Regions from separate parts of the Homo sapiens genome. Here region 2 is linked to region 1. Evidence: chromatin loops called from intact Hi-C (ENCODE). Cell type or tissue: HCT116. All regions are shown on one strand. Each heading gives the region's core, and the rest is flanking DNA. Links, peaks and the distances in the headings are about the cores only.

Region 1 (8,329 bases), core at 22-8,021:
TGGCCCTGTACCAGGAACAGGATGAGAAACAGGCTCTTCTCCTTGTAAAGGTCACAGAGAAATCAGGGCTTATTGACACAGGCACAATATACAAAGTCAAGCCCGGGGCCCGGGAATCCAGCATAGCAAGTATCTAAGGCGCACACTTTCCAGCCCATGAGCTGGTTTACACCCGCCACTTAGCTATCGGAACTGAGAGAAGGGGCACGCAGGGGACTCCCCTGTACAAAGGGGAATGCTAACGTCTGCCTCTTCCTCTTGTCCTGGAGAAGTACAGGCCGCCCTGACTCCCTGCCCCACCCAGCCCCCTCCCCAGCACACTCACAGGATGTACATGATGACACCCAGGGACCACATGTCACAGGACTTGTCATACTTCTCTGGACCCAGCACTTCTGGAGCTGCAAATCAAAGGTCAACATGGGTGGGCCGGCCCTCAGAACCCTGTGATCCACTCAGTTTCTCTGTGAAAGATGCTCCCCATCCCAACCTTTCAGCCTATCATGAGGTGGCAGCAGTTGGGGCACAGAAGGAAGAGCCAAAGCCCAGCCCAGGGACTGGAACAGAACATCCTCCTCCATGAGGAACCTGGAACTAGGAGCTTAAGATTCTAAAAATCCTGAACTGCATGAGACTTTCAGGCCCATGCCGTTCATTTAATTTCACAGATGCTCTGAACATGCTTTGAAAGCTTCTTCCATGCCAATCAGCTGTGGCTCCAGAACAAGACCTGGGTCCAGACTCCATGGAGAATCTGATGGAAACCATGGCTCTTCTCAGAAAGATCCCAGCAGATCCTTTCCTACAATTTCTCAACTGTAGCTTCGCTCTGACAAGCCCTACTTCTCAGCAGGTCCCAGCAGAACCAGCACCAGAAGGGGCCATACAGACACAACTCTCCTAGGATTTGCGGCCCCCCAGATAGCCAAGAGGAGGGGCTGAGAAAAGTTCTGGGAAAAGCCTAGGTCCCTGGGCCCCCTGTGGACTTACCCACATAGTACGGTGTATAACAAGGAGTGGTCAAAGAGTTGTGGCTGGTGGTTTCCTTGGCAAAGCCAAAGTCAGTGAGTTTCAGGATGGCGTTGGGCCTTTTGGAGGTGTATAAGAGATTCTCAGGCTACAGAAAGAGAGACAGAAAAATAGCAACCCTGCTGGACCTGGGAGGGGCTATCAGAAACGAAAAGGATCCTGGTTCCTCCCTTCCTCTACTCATCCAGCAACCATTTGCCTATCCTGGGCACTGCCCACCACGAGGAGTGGCAGCTCTCTATGGGCAGGTGCCTGCCTCTGCAGGGTTTCCAGAGTGCCTGGAGATAACAGACTGACACACAGAACCCGCAGTAAACACCACAGGAACAGAGAAACCAAGAGTGTGACTGAGGGGTTCTGCCTGAGGAGAACCACAGGGCTGAGTGGGGCCAGAGAATGCTTCACTACTGGGTTTAGGGGTTTGCCCATGGGCAGAGAGGGCAAGGCCCTACAAGGCAGAGAATGGCATGCTCAGGAACCAGGCAGCAAGGACGCAGGGTGGCCTGGCAACCATCTCTGGGGTGGCCACAGCCCCTTTGTTGCCCCCCACAGCACTCGGGCTCAGGGTTATGAACAGCTGGCACCTTGACATCCCGATGGGCAATGTTGATTGAATGCAGATACTGGATGGCCTCACCGATGCTCTTCATGATTTCGGATGCTTCTGTAGAGGGGAGGGAAGAGTGAGTGGGAAAGAAAGTCACAAAGACACATCATTAGGCTTGAAAACCCAGTGCACCGGGTCCCACCTCTGTGCAGCCTGAGGCTCCCCACAGCCACCACCCACCCCAGAAACAAAGCCACCAGGAGCTTCCCTGGTCAGCTGAGGCACCCCTTGCAGCATGCTGGAGGGGGCAGCAGCCTCAGCACCCTTCCCCAAGAGCAGGCACTGCAAAGGCCCCCTTCAGACCCCCACTGCCCTGCCTGCCTGCACGTGCTCCCACAACAGACCCTTTCTACCTCTTTCTGTGAATGCCTGGTCTCCTCGATCCTGGATTCGGCTAAAGAGTTCTCCACCGTCCAAACTGAAATGAAGCCACAGTGAGATCCAGAGAACACAACAGCCCGCCGCCACTCTCCACTGCCCCCCAAAAAATCAAGTGTTTACATTCCAGGCTTCAGGCCCATCCCTGGGCTGTCCTCAGAGGGTAAGGTGCCTGAGTGAGGAGTGGGAACAGGCTGGGCCGGGACTAGAACAGTGGCTGCTTACCATTCCATGACAATCAGCAGGCACTTCCTCCCTGCGTACAGATTCTCGTACACATCCACGATCCGTACGATGTGCGGGCACTGGGAGGCCCGCCAGTGCAGCTCCACCTCCCTGCGGGCCTTGGGGCAGTCCTGAAGCATCTGCAGGCCAAACAGCTTTCTGAGTAACTGCGCTGTCACATGGGCCTGCTCTAAGCCCCTGGCCCACATGCCCTGACATCGCCACCGACATACCACAAACCCCCCACTCCTGCTGGCCCCCCCCACCAGCCCCCTTGGCACATTTCCTGAGGCCTCTGCAGTTCCTTATCTGCTCTATATGAAATCTCATGATGACTCTCTTGGGGCCTTGACAGCTACACTGAGATCAGCCCTCAGGCCATTCGGTCCAGCTTAGACCTGTCTCCAGCTTAGGCCATAAAGTCTACTGTGGAAGGCAGGCAGCACTCAGGTACTGGGAAGCAGGGGGTGAAGGGGCTTCGGGGAGAAAGGCAGACTGAGAAAAACCAATACAGTATTGGAAAGGGGGCTAGAGAGAAGAGAGACTCCAGAGTCCATAGGAAAAGGCCCCTCAGCAATTACTCAGACCCAGCACAACAAATCCAGAGCAATATTCTCTCTACCTCTGTAGTTGACTTCAACCTGGCAACAGATGGCCTTGGAAGTCAGCCGGATGCCAGTATGAATCCAGTTATTACTAGATTTCCAAGCTTGAGCAAGTTACTTAACTCGTCGAACCTCACTGATGCCCCTTCTTCTCCCTGGACCAATTGGCTAGGGGTATTAAAGGAGGCTGGCTTCTCACCAGCCTCAGGGGTTCAATCTTGACCTGTCTAAGCCAGTCTCATTAATTCCAGTCCCTTTGCTAGTGACTGGCTTGGGAACAAGCCTACAACTCAACTGGCCAAGAGCCTTGTAAGAAATCTGCTGCCGGGCACGGTGGCTCGTGCCTGTAATCCCAGCACTTTGGGAGGCCGAGGCAGGCAGATCACGAGGTCAGGAGATCAAGACCATCCTGGCTAACACGGTGAAACCCCGTCCCTACTAACAATACAAAAAAAATTAGCCAGGCATGGTGGCAGGCGACTGTAGCCCCAGCTACTCAGGAGGCTGAGGCAGGAGAATGGCGTGAACCCTGAGAGGTGGAGCTTGCAGCGAGCCGAGATCACGCCACTGCACTCCAGCCTGGGCAACAGAGCGAGACTCCATCTCAAAAAAAAAAGAAATCTGCTAAGAGGCTTCTTAAAGGGAGCACAAGAAATGTACATCATCTCTCCTGCATATGGCACCTGGGACCATGACAGTCACATTATTACCAGTAAGGGGGGCCTAAGAGGATAAACCAATGCACTGAGGAAGGCAACCAGGAGAAATGGCAATCACCTGGATCCTCGCTGCCATCACCAGGGATCCCTCAGTACTTCTTTTTGACAAGATAATAAACTCTTCTTACTGTTTAAGCTGCTTTTCATGAAATTGTCTATTGCTTGGAGCCAAAAGCATCCTGATCTACCCTTCCTTTGTAAAGTGGGGATGGATAATGGCTTCTGTTTCACAGATTTGTTGTGAGGATTAAATGAAATATTTCCACAAAGCACCTCACAGAGTATCTGACATGCACTCACTAATAGCTGTCATTTTTATCACCAATTGTCTAAGTGCAAGCGCAGGTGCCAAAATAATTAAGACAAGGACACTCACAGATTTAGCATCTTCATGGGAAGTCAAGATGAGCCCTACACAGTCCACACTCCAACTGCTTTGGACATTCAGAGGGCTGGGGTGTCCAAGAGACATGCTGGGAAGGAAATGGACAGGCAGAGGGAAGGCATGAAGGCAGAGGGAAACGTGGGAAGCAGGTGCTGACTGACCGAGATGGAGTGGAGCTGGGGTGATACAGCAGGGAGGCCTAAGAACCTGCTGGAAAGTGTCTGAAGCTTGCAAATAAGATCAGATGGCCATGATGGAGCCAGCTTGCAGAGGGAAGGGAAGGACAAATGAGCATTTCCAACAAGAATGCTGGCATACATTTATGCTATGGCCCATGATATGTTGGGTTTTTCCTAACTGTACATTTGCCATTTTACAGGATGGGGAAGCTGAGGCTCAGAGAAGTAGCATGCCCAAGGCTAAGTTTCTGAGAAAAGGCAGAGCCAAGGTTGGAATCCAGGCCTGGTAGACTCCAAAGACCAAGTCTTTCCACCACACCACCCAGCTTTTAGAGGAGGCTGGAAGCCAAGATTTCTCAGACTGACTTTGCAGAGGCAATTCCCCAAACAGGTGACTAGAAGGAATCAATGACTAGATAACTCGGTCTCTCCCATGGAGTAACAGGTGGCCGGAGCCAATAGTTGCAGGAGGCAAGGTTCCCAGGAGGTCACACTGCCACCTTGTGGCCATATGAGGACACCTCATGGGTCTTGAGTTCTGCCACTTTCAACTTCATTAGGGTTTGTTTGTTTCTGAGACAGGGTCTCGCTCTGTTGCCCAGGCTGGAGTGCAGTGGCACAATCTTGGCTCACTGTAACCTCCGCCTCCCGGGTTCAAACAATTCTCCCACTTCAGCCTCCTGAGTAGCTGGGATTACAGGTGTGAGCCACCACGTCTGGCTAATTTTTTGGTATTTTTAGTAGAGACCGGGTTTCGCCATGTTGGCCAGGCTGGTCTCGAACTCCTGGTCTCAAGTGATACCCCACCTTGGCCTCCCAATGTGCTGGGATTACAGGTGTGAGCCACCATGCCCAGCCTTCAACTTCATTCATTTGGATGTACCAGGAAAAAAGTTTACTTTCCCATGCTCTAAGGGGAGCAAGAGAAGGCACTGGCCAATTTCCTTTGTATATAATTCAATCCAGCAAGCATTTACTGAGCTCCTACTATGGGCCATGCATTGCACTGAATGTCAAAACCAAATAGAGCAGTCCTGATCTGGAAAAGCCTAGGCTAGTGGGGGGCAGAAGAAGATATGAGGGGAGACACAGAAAATCCTTAAAATCCAGTGAGATTACATGCTGTAAGAGTGCTAAATTCAAAGGGTTCAGGAGGAACAAGGTTTCCAGAGCAGCCAAGCAGAAAGAACCTCGATCGCCCCCTACAGGCACACAGGAACTGGAGCCCAGAGGAGAAGAATCAAAGTTGTCAGATTTACTCAGAAGCAATGCCTGGTTGTAGAGTTACAATCAGGGAAGACTTGGCCCAGTCTGAAATTTGTCAATTTCTTCTTGCACAGCCTCACAGAGAGGTCTACCTTTCAGAGCCTGTGCCACATGCATTTAGGAGCGATGATACCTGCCTAGCCTCCCCCTCATAGAAACATTATGAGCATCTAATGAAATAATACCTCTAAAAGTGCTTTATTATCAGAAAGGCATTCATCACTGTCAACCAGTACCATTAATGCCACAGTACAGGGGGGTTCCTCCGTCACCACTGAGTTGAGCTTGGAGCATGTGGATGTAACCAGCACAAGTTATCACCAAGATTGTAGGCTGGGTTTCTGTCTTCAGCCCAGTGACGACCACCAGGACATCTGCCAACCAGAGCTGTGCTAAGTGAGGATGCACCAAGATCCAAATCTAAATGCATGCTCCTTAGCACCCCCTGAATTCCAAGCGCTCACTGCAACTTCCGCACTTTCTGCCCTGAACACGTTAGGAGTGCGTGGCACAAGGCAAAGGAGAGTTTGTGCAAGAAGGGCTAGGTTCACATCACACTTCCAGACTTGCACAAACTCTCTACCCATTAGAGGAGACGGATGTAGCACAGTGAACCTAGGCTTTGCAATCGCATGCATTTTGAATCCCAGTTCTGCACTTCCTAGCTTGTGTCATGCAAGCCCACCTATCTTTCTGGAAAGGGTTTCCTCATCTGTAAAATTAGATTCAACTTCGTGAAATAATATCCTTGAAGGTGCTTCAGAAACTCTATATAGGGTAGTTTCCACTTTGAAAAAATTTACCATTTTGCATATTTATGCCTTATCTGCCCAACCTAACTGAGTTTCTAATGGGCAAGATCTAATTTGATTTCTGTTTACTCCCTCCCCTCTTCCTTCCCTCACCTAGTGGTTAGGAACTTCTGAGCTAACACCCCCTCATTCTGTTGCTTCTTCTCCCTACTAAACTCTCTCCCCCAGTGACTGAGGGTGAGCTGTCCTTTCCATCCTGAAATAAATTGGAAAAGGTAGTATTTTAAATTTCTTAGAGAAACTTAGCAAGAATTTCCCATGAAGACTGGTCATTGCACATCCTGCATTTGTATTCCAGAACTTAAATTAAATTTAACAAAAAAAAAAAAAAAAAGGACTGGTCATTGACATCCATCCAGGCACATGTTTATCAGAAATCCCTGACTGGATAAGAAAATCAACCCAAGCAATGAAAGCCCTTCAGATGGGCGAGGCAGGCTGGCTGACGTCCTGGGGGCACAGCCCTGAAGTGCCAAAGTGGCTCTGTGGACAAGTGTGGAGCGCAGAAGGCCTGGAGAGAGGAAACCAAGAATGTGCTAATCTGGAGTACAGGGCTAAGTAAAGAACAGCAGGGGAGGTGGCCTGCACTCCAAGCCAAAGAAGAGACAGGGAAGGAAAGCAGGACTCCTAGGGCACTGCCAGAGGCCACCAGCAGAGCGAGGCGGCAGGTCCACCCAGAAGCCAAGGCCCCTGCTCCTTGGGCATGGGCATGGCCATGGGCAGTGAAGGCCAACAGGCCCTGAACCATGCTCTGAGGACTGGAGACTAGAAGAAGGAAGGGTCTTCCCACTAAAAAGCCATAGATCATTAGTCAAAGAATGCCTGGAGGAATTGTGAAATATTTTAAGCCCAAACTAAGCCCCGGTCCAACATTGTGACTCACCTCAGCCCCACAGTTTGTGCCTGAAATTCTCTTACACGTAGAAAAGGTTAATGATTGCGTGTGCTCAGCTGCAACGCCACAGGCAAGGCCCCCTGCCAACTGTGGCAGGGGCAGGGGCCCAAGCCACAGAGCGCATTGCCTGGGAAGGAAGCTCTAGGACAGCGGCAGTGAGGGAGCTGCGGGAGCTGCCTAAATACAGTCCCATGCCTCTCTGTCTCTTCCAGCACCTGAGGGGAAGAAGGACAGGACCCCTCCCCCTATTCAAGGTATGCATGGTTCCCCTCATCTCCTCCTGCAAGTCTGCCATTGTGGAGCCACGTGGAAAGACTCAGGAGTGGTCAGCATTAGAAGCCTGGCTGAGCCAGAGGACAGGAAAGCAGCCGGCACCCAGGGCCTGATGTGCCACTCGTCAGCAAGGTGGACATGAAGACAAGACTGGGAAGGAGCAGGCCCCAGGCCCTCAGGAGGACCCCCTTCACAAGCGCCACTGCTCACTAGCTATGTGAACTGGGAAAAGTTTCCAACCCCTTTGTGCCTTGGTTCCCTTACCCATTAATAGGACAGTAATAGTCCCCACCTCATGGGCTTGCTATACAAGATGAGTTAATAGATGTGCATGATGTAAATAACTAAGAATAACGCTTGGCACGTAATAAGTACTGCATCCGTGTTTGCTATTATTATTCTGCTCCCCACTCCCCATGTGTTGGAGTCCCACTGGGGGGGGCAACTGGGATTCCATTACACCCATTTCAATGAAGGTGTTATTAATAGCTCTGGGCACTGGACAGACGGGGGACCCCAGGACACGGGGAGGAAAGCAGGCTGTGGCATCCCAGCCCTGTACACTCCCTCACTACACCACCTAAGCTGGGCGCATGTAATGAGAGAAGGAAGACATCCCTCCCCAAGACAGACTCTGATTCAGCGCCAAGAGCGATGCAAAAGGCTGATTCTGGCACCAAGTGTGTTGTGGGTGTGTGGTGCGGTATGTGTTGGCAAATAAGACCTCCTCTTCACTCCCAGGAGGCAGCTGGGGGTCGGGGGAAAGCCACGTGTGTCACACACTAACCCACCGTGCCTCCAGGCCAGGGCCACCCACTCTGGTTCCCGGACCACCGGCGCCTCTGCTGCACCACATGGAGGATGGCTGGCCCGGGTGCTCTGAGGGGTGTAAAGGAAAGAGGACTCGGGAGGGCAGCTGCTGCAGGTGAGCCTCAGCAACCTCTTAGCAAGGTGCT
Region 2 (8,329 bases), core at 279-8,278, 350 kb before region 1:
CCCTCCTCCGCTTAAATAGTATCAAATGCATGTCACTGGATTATTTTTTCTTTTACATGTTAAAGGAGAGAAATGGACAAGAGAGTATGGACAGTATTACGTAGCTCCTGTTTCCTACCCTGAGGTCCAAGAATGGGTTTCAGGTCATGACCTCCCTAAACTGTATGCAAAACCTATGTGTCAACCTTTTTCTGGGTAGAGAGTCCTTAGCATGTCAAATTCTCAAATGAGTTCAAGAGAATGAATGAAGGTTGGATGGTGCAAAATACTTCTAGAGACCATAAACCTTGGTGATGGGCCATTGTCAGACGCCACAGGAAGTGCCCATGGGCTCATCACCTCCTGCCGAGTTCAAAACCAGCTTGGGCAACATAGTGAGACCCTATTTCTACAAAAATGAAAAATAAATAGCCAGGGCAAGCTAGTGAACCTGAAGGTTGATGCTCCTCACAGTGAGTCCTAAGTGAAGACCCTGGAGAAGTTTAAGAAATGGTGTAATGATGAAACCTACAGGAGAAAGGCAAATAATGACCATCACCCAACACTGAAGTACTCGCTGAGTAATCATTTTCTAATGCTGGTATCTTTGCTAAGTTACCAGCAACATTTTAAAACAGTGTGGCATGTGTCTGTTGGGTCTTAACATTTACCTTGTTCTGAGATATTATTGGCTTTATAAAAATCACGAGTGTTGAGGTGTGTGACTCAGTAATGGTGCTCATTTACCTCTCTGTAAAACCCAGAGAATGATTCCAGACACCCCAGCCTTTTACAAATGATGACTTGATGGCTGAATTAGAGAACACTTGCAGAAGTGCCTGGAGATATTTCCAAGGAAATTAAACCTTGACACCACATCCTCATTACTGTCAGCCCACCAGCTAGATTATTAAAGCTCAATGTATTCATCAGTACACATAACCACTGTCTCTCACCTGTTTTCAAATTGGAGAATTCATAAGTCATTTTCATTCTATCAGAAGAACCCTTGAACTTAAAGAATTTGGAAATCCTCTGTTGTTATTATGAATGTTTCATTTTATCTCTATTGCTGCTGACCCCAAAAGATTGTTCCAAGTTACTTTATCATATACATTATGTAACCATTATCCAACATTATTTGGTGAAGGTCATTCATGAGGGGGAAAGCATCCCCAGTAGAAAGAGATGCGTTAGGTTACAAACCTGCTGTTAACCTTTCCTTTCCAATAATAAACTCTAAACAAAGGTCAGGGACTTTGTTTTAGTCATTGCCTGGCAACTAATGGGTAGTCACTAAATATTTGTTAAATAAATAAATGAAACTCTAGGACGTCAGTAATGCATGGTAGTCACAATCTTACTGATATCATTTTGAAATGCTGATGAAACTTGAACTGGTTAAAATCACTAGTTGGAAATATACATATAATCTAATAATTTGAAAATCATCTTAAAGAAGCTAGTTTCAAACACATTTTAGACAATGTTATTAATATTTTGCATACATATAATGTACCAAATGTTATCTTTTCGTGTGTTATCTTAAAAATTAATTGCATTTTTAATTAAAAATAATTTTATTTTATGTTCTTATTACAAAAGCAATACATATTACTCGCATATTTTAGCATGATTTTATTAATCCAGGAGATAAACACTTCTCCAGAGAAATGCATCTCTTGGTTTACACTTACAATAAAAATCAATGAGAAACAAAGTATTCAAAAAAAATTCACTGTCCCTTAACATCGTTATTTTCCTTTTACAGAAGACAGATATCTACGTTCTGGAAATTTAACTTAAGTTAATATGACATTAGACTTAAAAGCTCTAACTACCTAAATTTCTACAAAAAAAACCCCAAACAAACAAACAAAAAAAAACCTGACAACATAAATTATATTACATTCTGATTAAATACATGCAAACAGTGACAAGAAAACTCAAAAATGCCTTACATGGATAGAATAAATAACTAAATATAAACATTGTCTGATCATCAAAAGACAGTTTTCGATGCAGAGAGAAATCCATATCACAACTAAATCATTATAGTACAGCATGCGGTAGGCAGCCAGATGAAAATCATCTGCTACAGGGTAAGGAGCCTTCCTGAAGGCAGCTTTGTACGTAGAAAAGCAGCTCCTAGTTGCTGGATGCTGAACCGCCTGCAGCCCAGCTTATCACATCTTAGGTAACAGAGTCCTGTATCATCCACAGTATAAAAGAACCATTTGAGAAAAGCTACATATCATTACTTTTCTTGCTACTCACCCTTTTGCCCAGCAAGTGAGCATTTGAGTGAAAAGGAAAAGAAAGAAAAGTAAAGCTAAAAACATACTATTCTTTAAAAAATAGACTTTCCTTGCAAGATATAATATCCTGTGGGGATTCCATACTCTCCTTCAGTAACAGTGACATGTCAAAACCACATTTACAGAGATACATTCATACATTTGACAATCACTGGGGAAGAGTTATCTGATTTGTCTGTAAGGAAAAGCGAATGACTAATGCACTGAGGCGCTGGTCCATGACCCCGCCACCCTCACTTTTATATGAGAGATCAGTGACCACAATAGTGACCAGTGGCCAAGAGGCAGGTATCAGGAGACTACTGCCCTCCAAGTCACAGCCACAGCTCTCTCAAGGACTGTATCATGGTGACAGAGCCCACAGAGGGGCGTGTCTCCTTCCACCTGTTCTGAAGCCAAAACACTCCCTGATCGGGCTGATTCTCAAGGAGCTTTCTTGACTTACTCACGTGATATAAATGGCACTCTACTTTTCTGTCTAGTCCACATTCCCAACCACCCAGGAGAACCACATCAGCCCCATCTTGATGCATGAGAGGCACATGCATCAAGTCAAAAGTACAGTAGCTACAAAAGGGAACTTAGAAGATGGGTACCCATTTTGGGGAGTCTTGCAGTCAGATCCTGTCCTGAAGGGCCTGGAACAAGAAAAACTTCTCTAAATGAAAAGGTTGCCACTGACACTGTTCTTCTATCAAGGCAGAGAAGATGTTTTAGGGACTGAATTTCTCAGAAGACCCTCCATTCACCTGGTGATTTGTCTCTTGCTTCCAATGTGGCAAATGGTAACTGCTAGCATAAGTATATTAGACTCTAGCCTGCTCGCCTGGAACAGTGGCAGAGACCAGCTCTTACCTTCTCACTTGAAAAGTAAATCTGAAGAAGTGCATTTGCACTTTGGGCAAAAAAGAGCCAGCAAAGGATGCAGACAGTCACAGGTAGGATGTTAAATGCCTATACAGAATGAGATTGACCAACTTGGACCAAACTCAGCACAGAGATGACAAAAAGTCACTGGTTCAGGTTGCTAAATGTTTTGAGGCACAGGGAAGTTAAATTTTTCAGTGTAACTGATATTCCCATTAGGCAGGAGGGGAGGAAATATGGTGACGTTTCTCCAGGCCTCGTTTTGGTGGCCCCCAAAGTCCAGTTCCCACTTAACTTCCTGTTCTAGCCTCTGTGAAGCTGACATCCCAAGCTTTTCAGTAGATCCCAGTCGTTTGGAGAGGTGAGGCCTGAACATCCACATCATTAGCAAGGCAACATGAGGGACGCTGCGGAGGGGCGTCTGCGCACAGCCAGTGTGGTCTCTGCTGCCTACGAGCCAGAGAGGAAGAGACACAAAGCTATTACAGCACTGCCAAGCAGCGAACATAAAAGTAGAACAGAATCCTTCCCCTACCTTCCCTCCTCCCTCAACCTCCCCATCCCCACATCCATACACATGCATGAACACACTGGTGTGCCTACACACACACCTTGACTACCCGAATGGCGTAGTCATGGTCTTCTTTCCCTGAGGAGCTGACCTCGTGACCATATTGGACCAGGCACTCCTTTCAGACCTGGACCATAAGCTACATACCCAAGATATGAAGCAGGAGCAGTCAGGATCCCTCTGGTAGAAGGAAATCGTGTAGGCTATGTCAGCCAAAAGACCATGCCAATAAAGTGACACTGTAGTCAGGGGCTACTTGGCTTCTGAGGAGGGTCCCTACTATTTTAGTTATACGAGTCCATTCTGAAACCAGTCATCAGAGCAGATCAACTTCTTCCCATTAACTGGCATCTAACATTTTACCTTGTGGGAAATTTTTCCCCTAGAACAGTGCTTCTCAAATGTTAAATGTGCATATGAATCACCTGGTCGTCCTAGTAAAATGAGGATTCTGACTCCGGAGGTCTGGGATGGGGCCTGGGATTCTGCATTTCTAATGAGCTTCTGGTCTTTGTTAAGGTAACAAGGAATAAGGCATGCGAATGGTAAAACAATCCCATCTGTATTTCCTGTCTCAAAAAAAATTAAATGCTGTTTTATACCCTTGACCATAATCTCTTTAGAAATGGGCAAATCACATTTTAGGAACAACAGTCCACCAAGTGCTAAAAAATCTCCAAAAGTTTTCTTTATAATACATAATATGAGTTACATGTTGCTAATGGGAATTACTGCACAGTGCAGTGAAATGTAATTGTTTCTTAATTCTTGCATAAGTGCCAACAGGAACACACAACTATTGAAGTTCATGTGCTTTCCATAATGTTCTTCCTATCTTCCCCAGAAGGTGGCAGAAGAGAGCCACGGCTACACCATGGTCTTCAATTACAGTGCGAACTTCTGTTGGCTTGTCTGAGTCTGAATCCTTGTGCAGCATGAGGCAAAGTTTTAGGGGTGGGGAAGGGATGGGAAACACAACTGAAAATACTAAACAAAAAACCCAGAAGCCTTCTGATAGGTTCAAGTTACTCAACAATTTTATTTACCCATTCTACACACACGCACACAAAAACACATTTCAAATACAGTTATGCACACTTTAAATGGATCTGAGTGGCATACTTTGTTATCAGTGTCACCCGATTAAATCAGAATGTTGCTAAAGACTTATGTTCCTATTTCAACAGAGCAGTGCCTAGGAAATCTACAGTAGAACTCTCTTCCTAGGCTTCCCAATCTGACCCATTCCCATTCAACCCAGAGGTGCTCAGCCCCACACCATCCCCCTTCCCAAAGGGCACCATGTATGATCAGCCCTTTGATTTTGCCATAGCAAAACCATCACCATACCAGCATAAGTTGATCTTCTTGTTAGGTCAATATAATAAAAAACGTACATAAGCAATTCAGATACAAAAACATTGCGTAGGTAAACATTGGTCACAGATATCCAGTGAAAGGCTTACTGGAAAAAATACTTTTGCCAACCCTTAAAATCAATTTTTAAATGCCAAATTTTCTTCTCATTTTTACTTACTAGATTAAGTGTAAAATCCAAATGCATGGCTGACTAAAAATAGCAGCCCTGTCCAATGGAATACAACATTTCAGAACAGGGTAAGCTGGGGACACAGAAGCTTCAGAAATGAACAGTGGAACTGAAGTCCTGCCCTAAAGCAGGGGACTGGATGAGATGACTTCAAGTAAAGGTAACAACTCCAGGCTCTGAACAGGCATTCCCTTAGCTGAGTTCACAAAATACCATAAAAGTGATGCATAACCTTTATCTTGTACAAAATAATGAGAATTTGGCCACTACTATATAAGAAATATCTATTTAAAATCATAGTGTACAGAACTCCCCTATAAAGAAAACACGTGGAGTGCTTAATTCCTTCCTTTGTTAGACACATTTAATAGACAGAGAATTACCATAATGTACATACACTTCAATGGATACAATCAGAAAGCAGGCAGACTGTCAGCTTACAGACCCTAGACCGTTAGTCAGGCAACACCCAAATTTTACTATAGTCTATCTATCAGTCAGCACACAGACACTACTACAGTCTGTCAGTGACAAACAGATCCTACTAGAGTCAATCAGCACACAGATCCTCCTGGTCTACCAGTTGGTCAACATATAGACACTACTAGAGTCTGTCAGTCAGCACACAGACACTAAAGTCTGTCTGTCAGTCAGTCAGCACAGAGATCCAACTAGAGACAGTCTCCTGGACAGTATGGGTCTAAATTAAATCCCTGGACACAATTCTGACATCTGTGTCACCTTCAGGGAAAGTCGATTCTACCCCACCAGTGCTGCAACCCGACTCAGTTGTTACATATTTTCAATAAGTCAAAATACATAGAAAAGCTGGGTAAATCTATCAAATTTCTTAACAATGAACACAACATGGCTTCTGGGCTTGGCAAAGACAATGGAATGTGCATAAGATTACATAACCCAGATACAATTCTTCTGATTACTGGATACTTTTTCCCGTGCCCATTGGCCACTCCAACCACCAATGAGTTTCTGTCAATTAAGATCTCCTGCTCATAAAAAAAAAAAAAAAAGAAAAAAAAAGTAACATAGATGAATTTATTTCCAAACAGCTATATCATATGTTTCTTCAAAATGCCAGTGTCTCTGAAGACCAAATGTGGGTTGCAAAGAGGATTACCCAGATCCTCATATGGAATACTCACCCATTCAGTCTAGGGGTACAAATATATTGTGTCCTTAACTCCAACTTCTTTGGAAACAAACAAACAATAACAACAACAACGAAACACCAGAGGCAAAGATATAGGGCAGATCCCTAGCACAATGCAAGTTTTTAGAAGCTTTTCTTATTCTACTTTAAAACTCAATGTAAAAATCATCCCTTTACCAAAACAAAACAACAATACAGATAAGAGCTAAATTACAATTTAGGGATTAGGAGATAAGAAGAGAAGCAGGTTCTCTAAATCTGCTTTAGAATTCTCTTTCAAATCTGTCATAGTCTTGAAGCAAGAATAAGAAAACAGAATAATTTCCCTTTCCCCACTTTAGACAAGTAAATTTATAAAAAACTTTTTTAGAGGTGAGGTCTCACTATATTGCCCAGGCTGGTCTCAAGTGATTCTCCTGCCTCAGCCTCCCAAGTATCTGGGACTACAGGTATAAGCCACAGCAACCAGCTTATTCCAGTAGATTAAATGCTAATGTCTTTACCTATTTCTCACAAAACAAAACTTACAGCCTCAGCAGAGAGTACTTTTAAGTCCATTTTTATTTTGTAGGACTTGTGATAGACACAGTCATAGTAATGTATACAGATTACCAACATGCATTCAAGTAAGACCAGGAGAGAAAAGATGAGAAGTAGAGCTGAAACTTCTCTAAAATTTGGAGTAAGAGCTCTTTTCCATTCTACATTCTCCTGGCTTCTTCCTGCTAGACTTCTCTGAAGGGATCTTGCTTTAGAAACTAAAGGATGCTGAAGCCCTTGCTTGCCAAATTCCAATTTCTCATGTCCTATCTGAGGATAAGACCACCTCAGCTCCTCTTCTGGAGAAAGCGAACTAGCACAGGTGAGAGTGGGGAAATAACAGCAGGCTGAGAGCCAGAATGAACATCCCAGTGACCTGTCTCTAATGCTGGGTTAATGACAGGTTAACACAATGCTAGCTTGTTAGAGAAGTCCCCTTTTGCTAAGAGTGGGTACAGTGTTAATCCAAAGTCTGTGGATCAAAGTGCTCCCTCTTCTCATTCATTAGGTCTGAATTACTCTTACCTCACAGCAGAAGAAAAGACTGAATGCCCATTTGGGCTACAGATGCCACCATCCAAGCAAATGTGGACAATGCAACCTTGTAAAAGTGCCAAACACGCCTCCCCAACCATATCTCATTCTCACACTGGTGGTGGTGGGGGCATCCCCATCCCCCAACCCCTGTAGTCTCATAGCCATAGGACAACAGAAAAGTCAGGAGAAGCGATGTGATGGTTGAACACTTCTAGACTCAGACTGTTGCTATATTGCAAATGTCCATTTGTTATAAATTACATGTCCTGTCTCTTAAAATAACCTTCCTCTGGACAAGGACCTTTTCTTCTACTTCTGTTTAGCTTTCCCCTATCCCTGCCCCTACCAGCCCAAAGCTCCACAAAGACACTAAGTACATGTTATGTAACCACTAAACAGGAATAGCAGGTTACTTAACATCTTGGACACAATTTTGAGAAGAATCTAGGTAAGCAGCCTTTAGAAGCTGCCTATGGTATCCTACTTGGGACATACGAGTAAAGGACCCGGGGTCAGGAGTCAGTTGCCAGTGATGACAACCTTTATCATCCTGGCAGGGTCTGCACCTCTCTCCAGGGTGCTTAAAATCCCCAGCTGCTCTCTAGAGACAATTATTTAATTCAGTGATTTGTTCCACATCACTCAGCAATGTAAAGGGTTAAAGATGGGACTAGAACCTAGAATAACCCTCTAAAACACAGCAGCCTGCCTTCCAGGGGGTTATATCATTTAACATTATGATCTGCTCAAACATCAAACCCAAAGAACTGTCCTTTCAGGACTATGAGGAATTCAGA

Evidence for each region. Hi-C counts contacts between places; a loop is a spot of excess contacts. Peaks named below come from ENCODE experiments on the same cell type or tissue, not always from the same donor. Only the 100,000 strongest peaks of a DNase experiment are listed, where the experiment ranks them.
Region 2: it touches region 1 in a loop (6-fold over the local background); 16 of 110 quality-filtered maps call a loop at or near these places.

The regions. Positions count from the first base shown.
Region 1 is chr1:206,722,760-206,731,088 of GRCh38, reverse strand. MAPKAPK2 (MAPK activated protein kinase 2) reads right to left here. Exons shown (of 10, transcript NM_032960.4): 2 at 2,240-2,379; 3 at 1,990-2,054; 4 at 1,614-1,693; 5 at 991-1,117; 6 at 326-401. Among named protein-coding and RNA genes, the nearest start is that of MAPKAPK2, 42 kb to the right of the region's middle. RefSeq lists an enhancer at 7,948-8,329. In HCT116, for the core only: CTCF peaks have their summits at 4,624 (motif pointing left) and 5,322 (motif pointing left); DNase peaks (open chromatin) are centred at 4,608 and 5,308.
Region 2 is chr1:207,074,239-207,082,567 of GRCh38, reverse strand. It overlaps PFKFB2 (6-phosphofructo-2-kinase/fructose-2,6-biphosphatase 2), which reads right to left. Exons shown (of 15, transcript NM_006212.2): 15 at 4,751-8,329. Among named protein-coding and RNA genes, the nearest start is that of C4BPB, 10 kb to the left of the region's middle. In HCT116, for the core only: a CTCF peak has its summit at 4,590 (motif pointing right); a DNase peak (open chromatin) is centred at 4,587.